Regions from separate parts of the Mus musculus genome. Here region 1 is linked to region 2. The links are chromatin loops, found by intact Hi-C in ENCODE. Cell type or tissue: heart. All regions are shown on one strand. Links, peaks and the distances in the headings refer to the core of each region. The heading gives the core; the rest is flanking DNA.

Region 1 (8,000 bases), core at 1-8,000, 210 kb after region 2:
TGGGTGTGTGCTGCCATTCCCAATATGAGAAAGTTTTTTTGTTTTGGTTTTTTGGTTTTTTTTGTTTTTTTTTTTTCCGAGACAGGGTTTCTCAGTGTAGCCTTGGCTGTCCTGAAACTCAGAAATCCGCCTGCCTTTGCCTCCCAAGTGCTGGGATTAAAGGCGAGCGACACCACGAGGAAGTTTTAGAGCCGTTGTCTGACTTCTGTTTTTAAAAAGAAACTATTGGGGCTGGTGAGATGGCTCAGTGGGTTAGAGCACCCGACTGCTCTTCCGAAGGTCCAGAGTTCAAATCCCAGCAACCACATGGTGGCTCACAACCATCCGTAACAAGATCTGATCCCCTCTTCTGAAGTGTCTGAAGACAGCTACAATGTACTTACATATAATAAATAAATAAATAAATCTTTAAAAAAAAAAAAAAAAAGAAACTATTGGTGAATTTCAATGGAAGTTGAAAATTACCACTATGGATTGAGGAAGAGCAAACAGGGGAGGCCAGAATAGCCACGGGCATTTTCTTTTGTCTTCAGAGTTCTTGAGCTTCTAGGTTAAAGAGGCTGTCCACGCGGAGTTCCTGCTCACGGTGGGCGCTCAGGCTGACGATGTTCCAGCTCAGGCTGCATCCCTAGCAGCAGGCAGGCAGCTGAAAAGCCGCAGGCCCCAGGCCCCTGCACATCCGCTCTGCAGACACTGCTAGGTCCTCTGAGTGCTTCTGTGAGGCTTGTACCCGCTGCTGCTCTCTGCTGGCTTTCCCTCTTTCTCAGTCAGATGTAAACAAACAACTGAAAACTCACAAGACCAAATGGCCTCATTTACCATTATTGAGAAAACAGGGTTCTTATGACAAGGAATCTCACCACACAGTTAGCAGGGGGTTTGTTAAACTCCTGAGTGAGAAGAGTGAAGGCTGTTTCTCAGGAATGGAAGGTCACTTCGGCAAATCTGGAAGCAGAGAAGTGCGTTTTACAACAAGTATGAGTGATGTTTACTGCTCTGGTATTTCTCTTAGTTTTAATATAGAGGTTGAAAGCCGGTCTTTAAATGAGTGCTGGGACTTGGTACTGGTGAGGTACGCACCTTGGCATTTGGTGGCATTATTCCATGTGTGACTTATGAATAGGTATTTGTCCCTTTCTGTTCCTGTCACTAACCCCACCTAATTGCTGTTTCAGGAAGGGTTTTCACTCATTGGCAGCAAGAACTGGTTGAAGATTGTAAGACGCATGGACTGTCTTCTGTTTGGAACAACAATAAAGGCAAGATGACACTGAACTGCACAGCCCAGTCTTGTTTACACCAATGCCCTACTTTTCCATTGCTGTGTATGTGGCAAGGTAGGGGTACGGGGAGCAGCTGGGGCAGAGGCGACCAGTGCGGGAAGAACGTGTTGAAGAAAGGTTTGCCCAGTAAGCAAAACCCCAAGCAAGTAGGAGCTCGTCCTGGCATGCAGGCTGGTGGCTAGCATGGGGCTGTGCCGTCTGGCTTCTCTGCTCTGAGCACTGGGAGCAGGCGGGCTGGCACAGTGTGTCTGCTTAGTTAGATGTTTAAGAAGGTATTTTTGAAGGTTCCATGGAATATATATTGTCGTTTCTTCTCATTGTAATATTTAAAAATAGGAACTGGGTGTGGTGGCACATGTCTTTAAATCCCAGCATTCCAAAGGCAGAGGCAGTCAGATCTCTGTGACTTCAAAGCTTTCCTGGTCAACACAGTTCCAAGTCAGCCAGGGCTATGTACAGAGAACCTGCCTCAAAAAACAAAAACCAAACCAAACAAAAATTCCCTGGCCAGTAAATGGCTTAGTGGAGAAAGGTGCTTGCTGTGTTCAATCTCTGAGACCTATAAACTACAGAGAACCACTTCTATAAGCTGTACTTTGATCCCCATGGGATGGCATCACAGCCACCTGTAACTCCAGTTCCAGGGGGATCTTATTCTCAGTTCTAACCTCTGTGGGCACCCCCTCCCCACATACACAGACATACACGTATAGACATAAATAAATAGTGCAAGTAAATCTTTAAAAAATTAAAATTCCCTTTTATTTGTGTGCTAGATATGTTAAATATCAAAGAAGCATGCAAACTAATCACCTAGATGAAGCCCCTTAAAAAAATAAAACATACATGAAGCTGGTGGTGGTGGCGCACCCCTTTAATCCCAGCACTAGGTGGGCAGAAGCAGACAGATCTCTGTGAGTTCAAGGTCAGCCTGGTCTTCAGAGCAAAGTTCCAGGACAGCCAGGGCTACACAGAGAAACCCTGTCTCAAAACTGAAGAAACAGAGAGGGAGAGAGGGAGAGAGGGAGAGAGGGAAAACCAATCAGTTAACATTTGGCCAAGCATGTAATGATGAAATTTAGGGAACAGATACTAATTTTAAGTCAGACTTTAGGAATTCAAGGAGCGCTCACGTGCATCCAGTGAATGGCTCTTAGCCAGGAGCACAGACCCCAAAGAGCACTGCAGAGTTCAGGGGGTCTCTGAACCTACAGGGCTTTCCAGTGACCTCTGACTTGAACTTGCAGTTCTTTCTGCTATGGATGTGGGTGACAAACTGCAGTAGTATGGAACGTCTCATGTTGGCCCCCAGGAGCTTCCGGCCACGGTGCAGTCGTCGATCTCAGAAGCCATTTCTGCTCATTATCTCTAAGGTGGCTGCAGTCATGACACTTAATAAGTTAGTAAGAAGGCCTGCCTCTCAGCAGGTCACATGTAGTGTTTAACGACGTAACAACCAAAAAGAAATGTAACAATCATTAAAGGAAACCATAAGAATTGGCTTCCTGGACCATAAGTGGACACAATGCAGAGAGCAACAGATACAACCCAGTGCCAACAAGGGACTGCCATCTTTGGCTCAGAGAACATTGGAGAAAAGGGGGCAGAAAGAATACCAGGAGGTCTGTTGTGAATCAGTCTTTCCTAGGAAATAGCTGCATAAACAATACTTGAACAACGGTAACATTAACAAATATGTGTTTCTTCTGTAAATCATACATAGACTTCATTTCCACTAACTTTGTTTCAAAGCATTTAGACACTGCATATGTATATATAATCATTTACATAAGCTTTAATGCATGTCATAATTAGACCTTTTAAGGATTTGTTTTATTAAATGTATATGCACATGTGCCTGGTGGTCAGAGGCTTCTGATCCCCTGGGTACCATTGGTGTTACAGGTAATTGTGAGCTGCCCAATGTTGGTGCTGGGAATTGAACTCAGGTCCTTTGCAAGAACAGTAAGTGCTCTTAGCTGCTGAGCCATTGCTTCAGACTTTTTTAAAAATTAAAACTAGAAGTATTTTGCTTGCCGTTATGTAAATGATATTCTTTATCCACAACTTATTTCCAGCTACTTAATATTGATTTTTTTTCTGAGTCAATTTAAATTTAGCCTCCTTATTGAACTTTTATTAACATGCTAATATTTAGGTTTCTAGGAAAGTGATTTTATCATCTACAAATAATGATTATTTATTTCCAGTGGTTCACATTTTACAGTACTCTCCCTACCTGTGATGGCTATTCTTCATTGTGAAGTGAAATAAAAACAATTTGACTTGTTTTTACAGTCAACTAGTTAAGACATCTCTGGGCATGCCTGTGCTGGCACCTCTAGGGAGGTTTCAGTGAGGAAACAGGACTCACCTGGTTGTGGGTTGGGTATCTGGACTGAATAAAGCAGGAAAAGTCTAGTGAACACCAGCACTGATCTCTTTCTGCAGATGGCACATGTGAGCAGCCATCTCGACCCCTATGCCTTCTGCTCCACAGTGAGTGGAACCCCATGAATCCGAGCCAATGGAAACTCTGCTTTGCTATAGTTGCTCTCGAAAGTACTTGTCACAGGAGCAGGACTGGCCTCTAGACTGTCCTCTGGTACCCTGTAGCTGTGCCAGTGTCCTGGCCTCTCCCTGACTTCATGGGCCTTGGTGTTCAAGTGGTAACTGCATCTCTAGCTGCTGCTTAGGTCTTTACTACATCGAGGAGGTTCTGTTTTAGGTGTAGTTTATTTACTGAGATGTTTGCCAGGATTGCACAATGCATTCTAGCAAGTGCTTTCTACCACTATCTTTTTGGGTAGTAGGAGGCATGGGAGAGCCAGATAAGAGGACAATTTGGGGAGTTGGGTTTCTCCTTCCAGCATGTAGGTCCCAGGGACAGAAATCAGGTCATCAGAATTAGCAGCAAGTGCCTTTGCCTGGCCCCATCAAATACTTTGACACTTAGCAACATCGTTTCTTTTCTTATAAAGCACCCAGGATTCAGTCACGGGGGCTCTGCTCAGTGACCTTCTGTAATCCTTATGACTTCTCAGGGCCTGGCCTCTCAACACTCCTGGGTTAGTGTCTGTCCTCTTGGGCCTCAAGACTGGGATGCAGTTTAAACCTCTGAAGCTAACAGGAAAACACAAATGGGTACTTGAGGTCTCTGATGCCTCCCTGGCTCCAGGTAGCACTGGGGAATCCAGAGCAGGGTGACCATTTCTGCTGTAGAGTGGCTTAAGCACTTGGTGATCCTATTCCCTCCTGGGAAGAAAAGCCTCTGCTGTGCTATGTGTGGAGACAGTACAGAGGCCAGCACTCAGCCTTGCTTCCTCTGTTCTCAAAAGGTCTGTGGAGTTTCCTGTAAATTACCTAACTTGAAATTAAGCATCTTGCTAAGATCAGAATCACCTCTTAAAATACTGTGACTGACAGCTTAGATGACCCAAACTGTCTGGACAGTTTGTGAACTTGAAAATGCTTTCCCTGGAGGTGAAGAGATGGCCTAGCAGATAGGAGCGCTTAACTGCTCTTGGAGAGGCCTGAGCTCTGTTTCCAGCACCCACAGCAGGCTGCTCACTCACACAGCCTGTAGCTGCAGCTCCAGGGACTCTGCCGCCCTCTTCTGGCTCTGTGATCCTTTTCCTCTCAGAAGGTCGTAGGTCCATTTTACTGACTTGATAAATTTCAGAATTATTCATCCAGAAGTCTCAAATGCTAAAGGCAGCTATAAGCGCACACACACAAGAGAAAGATACAAATGAACTAGGAAGCTTAGGAATAAATCTCCAAGCTCAATTAGAACCAGAGAAATGCAAGTTTGAAAATCTGCTTACCTCTTATGTGACAAAAATGACCATGAAAAACATCTCCGTGCACAGAGGACAGGCACATGGGCAAGTCTGCATTCAGGAGTTAAAATAGGGGAAAGGCTGGGGCAACCTGAATATTTGTCAGTAGGAGGCCAGTTAAATAAAGAGATATGCTTTAGCTTTTAGAAGTAATGAGCTATACTTCTATTTTTATACATCCATTGAATAGAAAATTAGGCTACAGCACTGTGGCTTAAAATATGCACAAAATACAACCTATATATTATGTATTACATGGGAGAGCTTTAAGGTGACTTCTAACAGATCCAGGTACTCTTCAAGGAAGTGATGACAAACACCCTCAGAAAGCTGGGTGAATGCTCCCCAGAGCCCAAGTCTTTGGCTCTGTTTAGTGAGTTTTATATAAACAGAATAAACTGAGCAGGAGAAAGCAACAACTGTTTATAGGAACGTTTAGAACTTCGCTAATACTGGGAATGTTTTTACACTCACACGTCATTTACATGGAAAGGGCAGTCTACATGCACCTTTCTTCTTTATGGGAAAAGACCGAGCAAATGTATGCAGAGCTGCTTGGGAAGGTCTGTGTGGGTTGACTCATCCATACAGAATATTAGAGTGGCAAAAGGAAACTGGTACTCAAGTAATGGTTTTATGTTACTATGACCCAGGTCTGGTTTTTAGCTAAGAATCAAGTAACTGATGGTTACTTGTAGTTTTTCTTGTTGTTTAATTGAGTCGCACCTGCCCCACATTTGCCAATCTGCCCAAGGAATTCATACAGGAAACTAAAGCGCTCTCCCTTAGCTGACTGTGTAGCCGTGATGTGTCCTAAGAATACAGGATACTAGAAGTTAAGAGCGCACATGCTTTGAGCCTGTGCCTGCGCCCTCCTCCCGGATGTTTCAGTTCACTACCTCATTTAACATGGCAGCCAACTACCTTTCCATCCCTCCCATATAAGCATTCACTGAGATCAGAGCTGTCTTTCTCAGTCACTCTCCACCATATTTCTTGAGACAGGTTCTCTCACTGAACTTACAACTTACTATTTCAGCAAGGCTGTCTGGCCACTGAGACCTTGGCGTCCTCCAGTTGCCACTCCCCAGTGCAGGGATGACAGGCAGAACTGCATGCCTGGCTTCTATGTGAGTGCTGGGATCCAGCGCAGGGCCTCATGTTTGCACAGTGAGCACCTTACCCACAGAGCCTTCCCCCCAGCCCAGCCTGCTCTTTCCTTTGTCCTATTCACAAACATTTTAGTGGACCAGGACTGTCGTATATTTTTTCAGGCTTTTCTATTTAAGGAATGAGATGCTATGAAACTTAAATAGTTTATGCTAACTTTAAAAATTTATTTAAAATGAAAAATATCAGTTGTAAAATCTGTATTGAAAACAAGATAAAATGATGACCTTCCAGTCATCGAGTAACCATCCAGTTTGCTAGTGTCATTGCCTGGGGGAAATAAATTCTAGTATGAGGTAAGGCTTCTAAAACAGTACAGAAACAAGCCCCTGGTTTCTGTGTACCTGCCCCAACAAGGAAGAGAGCATTCCCCGGGAGACCTCAGGGTGAACAATACTCAATGCTGACATTTCATTTTCACACAGAACAAGAGCCGAATGTTTCGTGTCCAGTTTAGTGGGGAGTCCAAGGAAGAGGCGCTGGAGCGCTGCTGTGGCTGTGTGCAGACCCTGGCCCAGTACGTCACCGTTCAGGAGCCTGACAGCACCACCCAGGAGCTTCAGCAGAGCCAAGGCCCCCGGGAGGCAGGTGAAAGCCAAGGGAAGGACCCACTGCAGCAGGGGGTGAGTGCTGATAACTCGGAGCGTGTGGTGCACTGTGACAGGGTGGTGCACTGTGAGGAGGCTGCTCAAAGCTGCCTGTAACACCAGCTGCAGTGTGACCCAGTATGCTCTTCTGACCTCTCACTACCATGTACATGCACACACATTTTTAAAAAGATCTAATGTTGAGTGATCTTTTAAATTCAAGGTTCATACTTTCAAACTAGCTGCCTAAAGGCCAAGAAATGTATTCCAGCGTCATTACAGAGCAGGGGTTCTCAAAGTGTGACCCCTCAAGGTCAAGACCATTTCATCACAGTAAACACTTACCTACCACCCTTACTGTCTGCATTAGTGGGACCAGAAGACCGAGGAGCCAGGCTCCTCACACTACAAGCCAGGCAGTGGACTGCCCTTGTTTCCCAAGACATGCAGAGTAAAAGGGGCCCACACTGACTAGTGCTGTTTCTGGAAAGCACCTGAGCAAGACACTTGACACTGACAGCTAAACTACCACTGCCCTGAGGGAGGGAGAGTGCTTCATAGAGCCTTGGGCAGCTCAGGGCAGCGCATCTCTCAGTGAGTACTTCAAACAGAACCTAGGCCTTTCATTCCAGACAACAATGGACACTACTTACTGATAATAACAGGTGTGTTTTGGTTTTGGACAGGATCTACCCTGTAAACCTGTGATCCTCCTGCCCCAACCTCCAAGTTTGTACGGGTGTGCTGGGCCTGAAATGTAAGCTGAAGTAAGAATCTTGGAAAACTTGTGTCTGCCACACAGGTGCCAAGGCCTTTCTGACCCAAGACTTTTTTGAGCGCCCCCTAGGTAAATGGGACTTTCCTTTATGAACAAGTGACGGAATGTGTTGACACCTGGAAGTTAGGTATAGTCTGAACAATACGTATACACTGATCAATGCATGGTGCCTAAAGATTCCAAATGGCTGAGAGAGAGAGAGAGAACTATCCAAGTGAAGACCAGAGCAGTGGCTGTGGTGCCAAGACACTTCAAGTTAACTGCTACGGTTCAGTCTCTGTTGCCTGCCTATGTGCCTATTAACAGATAAGGCAAGTACAGTTGGACTATGTGGGAACAC
Region 2 (10,573 bases), core at 1,245-9,244:
AAACCTAGTAAAAAAAAGGCATGTGTTCCTTAAGTGTCACAATGAATGAGCTTTTACTCCCAGGTATTTATGAGTAGTCTGTGGCTCACCATACTTTGAGAACCATTGGGAGAAAATACTAGTTTTCTAAAGGCAGTGGAGTGTTTCTCTGGCCTCGTGGTTGCCCTCTTGCCTTCTTCCTTCCATCTTGCTCTGATAACTTTTCAGAGCAGATCCCTGTCTGAGCCTACAAGCATCCCTCACATTGAAACAGCTTCCACCCCTGGTGGACTGCTGAGGTCTAAGGGATCAACCTTAGCCACAACCTAACAATGCCCTTTGCCCCTCAGCTCTGAACCATCACATTCACTCAGTGAAAACAGCCTCCATCGGGACGTTAGGAAGGAGCCGGCCTCCTATGCCAGTGGTTGTTCCGAGTGCCCCTGAAGTACAGGAGACCACCAGGATGCTGGAAGACTCCGAGAGTGTAAGTTCCTGGGGCCCTCGGCTTGGCCAGGATGTCCTAGGGAGTTGCTTGCATGCTATTAGCTGATTGTACATTTGTGTACACTGAGGTCTTTGCCACCATAGATATAAAGCAGATTTAATCACTCATCAAACAGGTGTCCTTGGAGCATCCCCATATCCTGTGGGAATGTACTATGGGTTTGGTTTGATATCAGACCTACTCTGATAAGTCTTACAGTGCTTTATCATCCCATCAAAGTTATATATATATATCCTTCCTCTCATTTCTGTTCCTGGAAGAGAAGGTGCCTAAGATTGTTTTCAAATTCCAGTATTCAATGTCTGCATTTCCAGATACTGGGTTCTCTAAAGAGAAAGCTTAAGCCCAGAGATGCTGGGTACACACATTATATTGCTCTGACAGAGATCTAGAAGAGGAAGCAACAGAGCCTCTCTGCCTTGTGAGGTCATTGTGAGCTGAGGAGTATGTGTAAGTCAGGAGAAAGGCATTGTGTATTGTGAAGAAATGCTGTCTTTATTAATGGCCTTGAGTATGTCCGCTGCTTCTGTTTTTATGGAGTCCACCTGGTTTCTGTAGGCCAGCGTCCCAGGGCAGTTTTGGCCAGGCTACTTGGAGCTCTGGACAGCTCTTCAGATCATTCCCAGTAATGGTGTTCTTCCTTCTGTAGAGCTATGAACCAGATGAGCTGACCAAAGAGATGGCCCACCTGGAAGGACTAATGAAGGACCTAAATGCCATCACAACAGCCTGATGACCTTCGCCTGGACATGACTCCAAGCCTGAGTCTACAAGTCTCGGAACTTAACCTTGAAAACAAGGAATTGTACAGAGTACGAGAGGACAGCACTTGAGAGCAGGAGCCAGCAAACCAGCCAGTGCCTCCATGTGGGGTTGGCTCCAGGCACAGCCACCTGCCTTCTCCTGGTCAGCCTGGATTACACTTGTGTGGAGGCAGCTTCCCTTTGCCTGCTGAGAGCCTGCAGGACTGGGCACTATGGGCCAAAATTTTGTGTCCAGGGAAGAGGCAAGAAGTACGACCTGCCTTTTGCTTTGTGGTCAGTGGCTTGTGTCTTTGTGCTGCAACTGCATCACTTTTATGGAGTGTAGACATTGGCATTTATGTACAATTTTGTGTCCTATTTTATTTTACCTTAAAACACTATCAGAAGCCAAGGGAGTCTGTGATGTTCTCTCAAGCAGTTGACACTTGACTGTGGTTCCAGTTACTTACGGAAAGTCATCAACAGTGAGGTTGTTTGACACCACTGACAGGCATTGGCTTGTTGTGGGTTTCATTTTTATTCTTAATTCTGAGACATTGCATCCTCTGCCAGCTGTTAATCCATCACTTTGAGGGGAGGACATGTTGCATTGCTGTTTGTAAGCTTTTTTATTATTTTTTTATTATAATTATTAAAGGCCTGACTTTCTCCTCTCATCACTGTGAGATTACAGATCTATTTGAATGAAATGTAACATTGAAAAGACTTGTTTGTTGCTTTCTGTGCAGATTCAGTATTGGGGTGGGATTGGGGATTGGGAATAGGAAATGGAGGGGCTGCTGAGGCCCTGTGAATGTTTCTGTCAATGTACTTTGTTCCAGAAGCCTGCCGAGAATGAAAGCAGCATCTTTAGTGTCCTTTCCTGGCATTTCCATCTTCGTGTCACTGCATAGCAACTGGAGTTTTGTTTGGATCTGGTTATAAATTCTTGTACAGTGGATGACTTTGGTGATTTAGCTGCCCTGGTATCTTGGTCATTTCCTCTTTGGAGTGTCCACACTGAGGTCTCTATCAATGTATGTTTAATTGCTTGAGAGATGCCAAGTAGAACCAGAGCCTGACTGTGCTCTGAGAAGCTACAAAGCACAGGGTGGAGACTCCCTTTGTGTTGCTAGTATTGGTTCTCTCTGGAAGGTTAAAATCTAAGGCAGGATCTTGGTTTCCTATTCCAAATAGGATGCCTGCTTCTCTGGGCACCAGTCCTCAGCCAGGCAGCTCTCGTGGCATTGCAGAGGCTCTCCTGAAAAACATCAACCAGGGTGAGAGCCAAGATGGGGTGGCACCCATGACGCTTCCCCACATGTTTCTTCAAGGAGCAGAGGACAGAGATAGTGGAAAGAGGGTCAGCAGAAGCAGGTGCCTTCATCTATCCCAGCAGCTCAGCCAAACCCCAGTTAGAATGAGGCAGCAGGAGATTCCAGGTGTGCTGAGGGTTCAGCCACACGCAGAAGACGTTGCAGAGTGTTAAAGAGGTAAGCTGAGGTGTGTATTTGGTTGGCTTTGTTGTTGTTGTTAATGTATAATGAAAAGTATAAGACTAACCCTCAGGCCTCATGTTCTCCAATAGATCCCTGGAAGACAGTATAGAAAGTCAGTCGGGCTTGGGCTCCTTAGCCAGTGAGACTACTCAGACCACCAGTGGCTAGCCTAGCCTACCTGTCCTTGAACATGGGTGATTTTACCCCTTTGAGGTCTTAACCCTTTTTTTACTTTCAACAAGATGAGCTCTTTGTATGATTGCGGGCGGGGGATATGAAAATGCAATGATCTAACTCCTGTTGCTCTTCTAGCTGGTCACATGACGGCACCAGGCAGGGTTCTGGGACACCCGGTGTGCTTTGACTGTTCTACAAAAAGCTGTCAGAGCGTTCTGGCCTCCTGGAGGCTAGATTCCTCAGAAACTGTCTAGCCTTTGCCCACAGAGCATGCTATGTAATTAGAGCACTCCTTCCCATGAACCCCAGCACTTGTGTTACCTCAGGGCCTTGGTACCTGGATACTGCCACAGAATTTCCATGGGGCGGGAAGGGATGTATTTTTAAATAAAGTAACTTAAAAGTTGGGGAAATTTTTTAAATTCAGAAAATGCAAAGCTATTCTGTATTACACCATTTCACAATTTAATATGTCTTATATTTTCCTGTGACTCTGGAAACTAAACCATTGTGTGTCTTGTCGTGTCCTAGTTGAGCTGGGGCCTAGCAGCTTCCTTCCAGTGGGTGTGGAGCAAACGTGTATGTCGCCTCGCTACCTGCTTGAGGGGTCCGAAGGGCTGCTGGGACTGAGTTCTGTACACACTTGTTTGGCCTTTTCTGTAGTTGATGCTGTAAAACTCTATGGCTTTTTAAAAACAATTTCATGTTTTTATTTTGTATTGGAAGTCCAATACACTTTTTTAATCCAATCAAACTGGTCTGGTCAAAAAGTTCTTTCCCTTAAAAGTTCAGGGGCTCCTACTTCCAGCTTCCGATGACTTCTCTGTGGCTCTCACTGCTATAAAGCAGGATTTAGAATGGCAATCTGGGCAGAGGTAATAAAAGAAATGTCTGACTGCCAGCCCCAAAGATGTGTCTTCTTCCTGTCCATATCCCACTGTTACCTCTAGGGGAAGGAAGGAGGGGGTGGGGAAGCCCAAGGAGTGGCAAATGGCGCCTAGCACAGAACCACCCTGAGTTGCACAGCATCGTGCTGAGGTGGCTCTCCTATGCTGGAGAGGCTGAGCTCCACTGTTAAGATCTTTCGGTTTCCCATGCCTAGAATAGTGATGACCTCTGCAGCCACAGGCCCCCTTCCATCTCTTAGCCTGTGACAGAGCTAGTGCTAGATCAAGAGTGCAGTGTCCCTCCGTCCTTGTGTCCATCTGCTCTGCTGACAGCCTGTACTTAGAAACCTGGATAGAGCCCACCATCCCTGTTAGTGGTGCTCGATTGTCCTCAGGATAGTCCGAGTCTCCAAAGCTCCAGGAATGCTTGCCTGCCCTTACCTCAGCATCCAGACAGACAAATAGGTACCAGATACACTGCTACTGCAGCCTGGAAAAGCTGCTCTTGAGATTGGATCCCTTTCCGGCCACATCGATCATCCGAGCTATCCCCTCTGCATCCCTAGGTGGCACTGTTGGCACACTTTCCAATGATGGCTCTGTAAGTCGTTCTACAGGCATGTGGTCTCAATACAGACAAGAATTTCTTTTCATGTTGCTCTCTGACTGCCTCCAGGTATACGCAGTTTCTGACTGACGGTAGCAGATGCCTGCCTCTTGGATGAGTGGACAGATAGCCCTAAAGATAAGGTCTAGGGCCTACTAGGAGGCTTCTTCCATTAGCCCCTCCCTACCTTGCAGACACCTCAAGTTGATTGGTTGGTCCTTAGAGTTATGATACCTGGGCCCCTTTGGAGTCCTGAAGTACACTTGAAAGAGAGCTGCCTGCCTCGCAGAGTCCTTAGAAATCATGCTCATGCCACAACTACTACCTTGGTTCTGAGAACTAAAAGGAAATTTACCTCAAGACTGGCTCCAAGTTGAACAACATGGACAAAGCTCTGCAGGGAAAGAAAACCTCCTCTGGCCCCAGTCAGTCATCTCCTCCCTCCTGCCAGGGGTAGGTAGCACCGTCTGGAAAGACTAGAGAGCATCAAATAAGCCACCAAATGGTTAGCTAAGGCCATGTGAATAAGCAGGAGCTAAGAGGAGCCACCCCTGGCCACACAAAAGATTCCAGCAAGTGCTATGCTAGTGACCTTGGGTTTCTGGCTGCCAATGAAAAGAAATCTTAGGGTACTGGGGGAAGATGTATGAGAGATTAATTGAAGGGAAGTACTCTAGTTCATTCTGCTGTAATAAAAACGGACAAAAGGCAGCTTAGGGAAGAGAAGGATGTATTGGGCTTACAATTCCTGTCACAGTCCACGAGAGAAGTCTAAGCTGCTCTACTTGGTGGATCACAGCATTATCTCCAAGCAAGGAATCACTTCGCCTCCAGAGGAGTAAAGAGAGATGAAAGATGCCTCTTGTTGGCTACCTCACAGGCCAGCTTACACTCAGCTTTTTACTTACACAGTTCAGGACCACGGACCTACAGATGGTACCATGTGCAGTTACCTGGGCCTTCCTACATCAGTTAATATAGCAGTCTGCCATAGACCTGCCCACTGGCCACTCTGATCGAGGTAGTTACTCCTCCGTGGAAGCTCTCCTCTCAGATGACTCTAGGCCATATCAAGTCAACAGTTAAAGTCAACAGGAATATAAATAATACTTTAGACTCCTTGTGCTATGTAATATTGGAATAATACACTATTTAAACTTACCATAACCCCTAAGCTTAGTGTTTGTTGTTGATGTTAAGATGTCCTTTACCCAAAGATAAGAGCTGAGCAGTTGCTGCATTTCAGAGAAAGGGTAATTTGAAATTTCCTTAATTATGAGTAGGGTGGGCCTGGAAAGTTGTACCTTTAAGAAGATTGGGGTAGGGGCTGGAGAGATGGCTCAATGGTTAAGAACACCAACTGTTCTTCCAGAATTCCCAGCAACCACATGGTAGCTCACAACCATCTGTAATGGGATCTGATGCCGCCTTCTGGTGTCAGAAAAGAGCAATGGTGTACTCATATACATAAAATAAATAAATAAATCTTTTTTAAAAATAGAAATATGTTTTAAAAAAAAATAAGAGAGTGGGAGAAGTGTTCCCAAGGGGAAATCAAGAGAAAATGGCTTGAGGCATCCAAAAGAGCTTCTTAAAGTGAGTGGCTCTGCAGCGTGTCCTAATGCTGTCTAACCTTGTATGAAGTAGGTCTCTTCCAAAGTCTGCAGTGACAGCTGCTCTGGGCACAAGGCACTGCCCAAACAGAGCAGAGCCTCTAGACAAGGAGACGAGCATCAAAAGCTTGGCCTAATGTGGGTGGGCTCTCTGGAAGCAAGACCTTAAGAGTCTGAAGCTAAGAAATCCATGGTATCAAGGAGAGGTGCAAGACTTTCACTACAGTTGGGCCATAGGCAGCAGTGTCCAAATCCTAAGAGGTCCTGGGCCCCATTGTACACGTTCTCAGGGTCCTGGAGCAGACTCCTGTCACCTGGTTGCTAGATGCTTGCCCCCGCTATGAACACCTCTATGCTCTCCCAGATGGGAATGTGGGAACCACTTTATGCTCTCTGCACCATACACTTTAACTCGTTGCTCAGCTAGTTCTCAGCTCTACCTCTCAAATGTGCCCCCAGAGTGCCACTTCCTTGTCTGTTAATCAGTCTAGTCTCACATGGAATCTGGTGATGACCATTTACAACAGGCCAGTATCTTTTTTTAAGTTAAGTTCTGTCTCCCTTGCTCAACATCATGCAGTCTCCTGCACAACAGTTCAGCATGACCCACCTTCCCATTCCCTTCCCTTTCCCTTCCCCTTTCCCTTTCCCTACTTGGCCTGGCAACAGAGCAGACTGCCTCTGCATAATATGTGTTGTGTGTGGCCTCTGTACTGTTTCTGCTTTCTCTCTCCCTCTCCCCTTCACCTCAGAACTGGCTCTGTCAGAATATGTGTATTTTAGACCCAATCTAACTAGATCCCTGATCTTTTTTTTTTTTTAATGTTTCTTCCAATACATAAGAACTTTCTTAAGGAAAGAACTATATGTATTTGGATTCTCCACCTTAGTGCCTAATGCACTGTAGGGTTTTAGTAAATGAGTTTCTCTTGTGAGAAAGATAAGACCTGAAGTCTGAGAGCTAATGCATCCTGACCCAGCGCTGAGGGAATTTGATAAAGCTCTTCCTGCACAGGAGCACGTCGTTAGGAAGGCTTGTTCGGAAGAGGCATGTCCACCGAGTCTGAGATGTCAGGAGAGAACCCGTATGGGCAGATAGAGGTGTTGCAAGGCTGCCCACTTCACATGGATGTCTGAAAGAAGACAACTCTGAGGCATCCGTGTCCGGCTCAGACTCCTGTCACTGGGATAAATGCCAGAACTCCAACAGGCCAGTACAGAGGCTGAGGCACGTGCACAGGACTGGCTGGGTACCTTCGCTGGGTAGAGTGAGCTGGTGCTATCCAAAGGGCACAAGGCTGGAACCACTTGAACTGCATGTGGCAGAGCAGATGCTGCAGGTTGGGGCTCAGCCTAGTGAGTTAAGGATAATGTGGGTACCTTTCATAAACTCAAAAACAGGTCTTGGGATGGGGAGATGGCTTGTGAGTCAAGCGCAGGGACCCAAGTTCAAATCTCCAGAATCCACAGAAAGCTATCCAGAGTGGCACAGGTTTGTAACTACAGCACTTCTATGAGATAGAGACAGATAGGTAGAGAGAGGGATGCAAGAGAGAGACGGGAGATTTCCTGAAAACCATGGTGCAGCTAGCCAGGCATACACAACAACAAACAACAGAGACCCTACCTAACAAGGTGAAAGTCGAGACCCAATGCCTGGAGTTCTCCAGCCTCTGTGCTCCTGGACTCACACCAGCACACACAGAGACACACAAAGGTCTTGCTGAGAATTCTGAGTGGTTTACAGCTTTCTGAAAGGAAAAGAAAAGCTGGGATTCTTGAAGGAAAATGATGAGAGCAGGCTCCTATAGATGAAGTTCCTTGGGAGATGGTAGGTTAGAAGAAACTGATTATGAACAGTCTGGACTAACAGAAGGGAAGCTGGCTGGAACTGAAGCCAGAGAGAATGTGGGATGGGCAGGTATTACGAAGAAAGGAATATTTCCAGTCTATCAGAATGAGTTTTCCTATCCCAAAATTAGAGAAATTATACAGTTTCCAGATACTTCTGGAGCCTGTGGTGCCTGAGTACGCAGCACAAGTTAGACATATGTTGCTGACTTGTTCCCAGCCTAGAGGAGGGCACAGATCCTTCACAACAGAAATCACCACCCAGCATGGAAACCTGAGCAACAGTTTGGCAAAGGACACCATTTCCAGCCCTGCGCAGAAGCTTGGGGGTCATGAAGCTGGTGGAGAGAATGGTGCAATTCCACTCAAGAAAGGAACAGCTTCCCTCAATACTGCTTGCTTGGGCCAGATCTAACAAGAAAACAAAGAGCAGGTAACTAGTTACAACAGAAATGCTTCTAAATGAGTTTTCTAAAGAGAGTAAGGAATAACTCTAATGAAGGAACAGAGAATGGTAAATTTCTCTTACCGTTGTTTTTGCTGCATCCCATGTTTGGCAGGGTGTCTGCCTCTGTGTGTGTGTGTGTGTGTGTATGTGTGTGTGTGTGTGTGTGTGTGTGTGAGAGAGAGAGAGAGAGAGAGAGAGAGAGAGAGAGAGGAGGGGAGGGGGTAGTGGGGGGAGAAGGAAGGGGGAGAGAGAGAGTCATTCTCTTCTGATCATAGAATATACTTTATATGATTTCATCTCTATTAAATCTATTCAGACCTGTGGTCTGTCTGGAGAATGTTCCATATGTATGTCAGGGTACTGTTGGAGGAAGTGTTCAGAGACACCTTTAGGTATAGTTGGTCTAAGTTGTCCAGGTATTCTACTTGCTTTTTGTTATTTGAAGACAGGCTCTCATATAGTTCAGGCTGTCCTTAAACCTCTACTCCTCCTGCTTTTGTCCTCAGGTGCTGGGATACAGTTGGGCACGTCCACATCTGGCTCCCAGTGCTGGGATGCAGTTGGGCACGTCCACATCTGGCTCCCAGTGCTGGGATGCAGTTGGGCACGTCCACATCTGGCTCCCAGTGCTGGGATGCAGTTGGGCACGTCCACATCTGGCTCCCAGTGCTGGGATGCAGTTGGGCACGTCCACATCTGGCTTTAAATCAGTGCTCATGCATCTTCAGTTCATCTGCTCTATCCCATACGGAAAGTGGAGTGCTGGCTGACAGTTATTACTGTTGGCCTGTCTGCTTCTTCCAGGTTTACTTCATGCATTTGAGGGGTATGTATTTTTATAAATGTTATATTTTTTATTGGTTACCCATTTTCATAAAATATCCTTTGTCTTTGGCAATAATTCTGCCTTAAAGTGTCTTCAGTATTAGAGTGACACTCTGGTCTTCTACTGGCTGTTGTTTTACCTGGTATATCTTACACATTTTTTCTTTTCAACTTAGTGATATATTTGAGGATAATACATATCTGTCTCTTGTAGACAGCATACAGCTAGATCATGGGTTTTTTATCCTCTCTGTAAGTCATTTGCCTTTAATTTGAATGTTTAGTCTATTTACATGCAATGCATTTACTGATATGATAGAAGTTACATCTGGCATATTCCTATTTGGTTTCTCTATATCTTGCTTTTTAAAATAATTTCATCACTGATTCTGACTTTTCCACTCCCCAGATATTTTCTACTGTGTCATTTTAGTTATCTGGTCAGAAAACACAAATCGCTAAAAAATGGGCAAGTTGGTCATCAGCAAAATTAAAATATTTGACCTTTGACAGACATAAATAAGAAAATAAAAAGGTAGACCACAAACTTATGGAAAATAATTCCCAAACAACTATTTTATCAAGTACTTATATGTTGAATATTTTAGTTATAATTCAACCATAAGGAAATGGAGGGCTTGTGAGAGACAATTGTGTAAACCTTTGAATAAGCATTTGTTACCACAGAGCATATATGGGTGGAAAACAGATGCCGAAAATGACACACAGCATCTTTAGTCCTTGTGAAAATGCAAACTGAAAGCAGAGTTTACATGGCATACCTCTGGAGCTGATACATACATGGCAGCTGATTGCAAGCGTAAGGAAATGAAGTGACTAGGAAGCTCGGATAATTGCTGATAGAAATGCAAGCAGCCCTTCCACTTTGGAAAATGAAATTACAAATATATTAATCATATGACTCAGGAGAATCATTGCTGGGTATTTATAATCAACAAAAACTTATATTCATTTTGAAACAATTAGAAGAATAAGTTTTTAAGTGTTCTCACCACAAAAAAATATGACATATGAAGTAATACATGCCCATTAGCTCAATTTAGCCAGTTCACTAAGTACATATTTCAATGCATTATGTTGCGTATGATAATTTGTATTTGCCAACTTAAGTGTTTTAAAAATCCACACTCATATGTCTTGAACAGAGATATTCATACTAACTTTATTCTTAATAGGCAACAATGAAAACAGCCCAGTTGTTCATCGATGAATAAACAAATCCTGACCAAGCCATACAAGGAAACTCAGCACAGCATCCCATGGGCAGAGCTCAAAAGTACTGGGCTAAGGGAAGTACATCAGGCAGGTGTGGACTAAGTGCTTCTGAGTCCACTTACATGAAATCTCAGAAGCAGCGGAACATGAGGGCTACAATAGCAGGCTGCTGGGAACCAAGTAAGAGGAAGGAACTGAAG

What was found. Hi-C counts contacts between places; a loop is a spot of excess contacts. Peaks named below come from ENCODE experiments on the same cell type or tissue, not always from the same donor. Only the 100,000 strongest peaks of a DNase experiment are listed, where the experiment ranks them.
Region 1: a loop joins it to region 2, with 3 times the contacts of the local background. A loop is called at or near these places in 5 of 42 quality-filtered maps.

Annotation. Positions count from the first base shown.
Region 1 is chr9:58,659,092-58,667,091 of GRCm38, reverse strand. Rec114 (REC114 meiotic recombination protein) reads left to right here. Exons shown (of 6, transcript NM_028598.1): 3 at 1,176-1,259; 4 at 6,721-6,918. Among named protein-coding and RNA genes, the nearest start is that of Rec114, 78 kb to the left of the region's middle. In heart, for the core only: a CTCF peak has its summit at 4,894 (motif pointing left); no DNase peak of the experiment used is centred there; H3K27ac peaks cover 2,816 bases.
Region 2 is chr9:58,867,921-58,878,493 of GRCm38, reverse strand. Neo1 (neogenin) reads left to right here. Exons shown (of 28, transcript NM_001042752.1): 27 at 330-466; 28 at 1,137-3,815. The coding sequence ends at 1,220. Among named protein-coding and RNA genes, the nearest start is that of Hcn4, 50 kb to the right of the region's middle. In heart, for the core only: a CTCF peak has its summit at 4,356; a DNase peak (open chromatin) is centred at 4,383.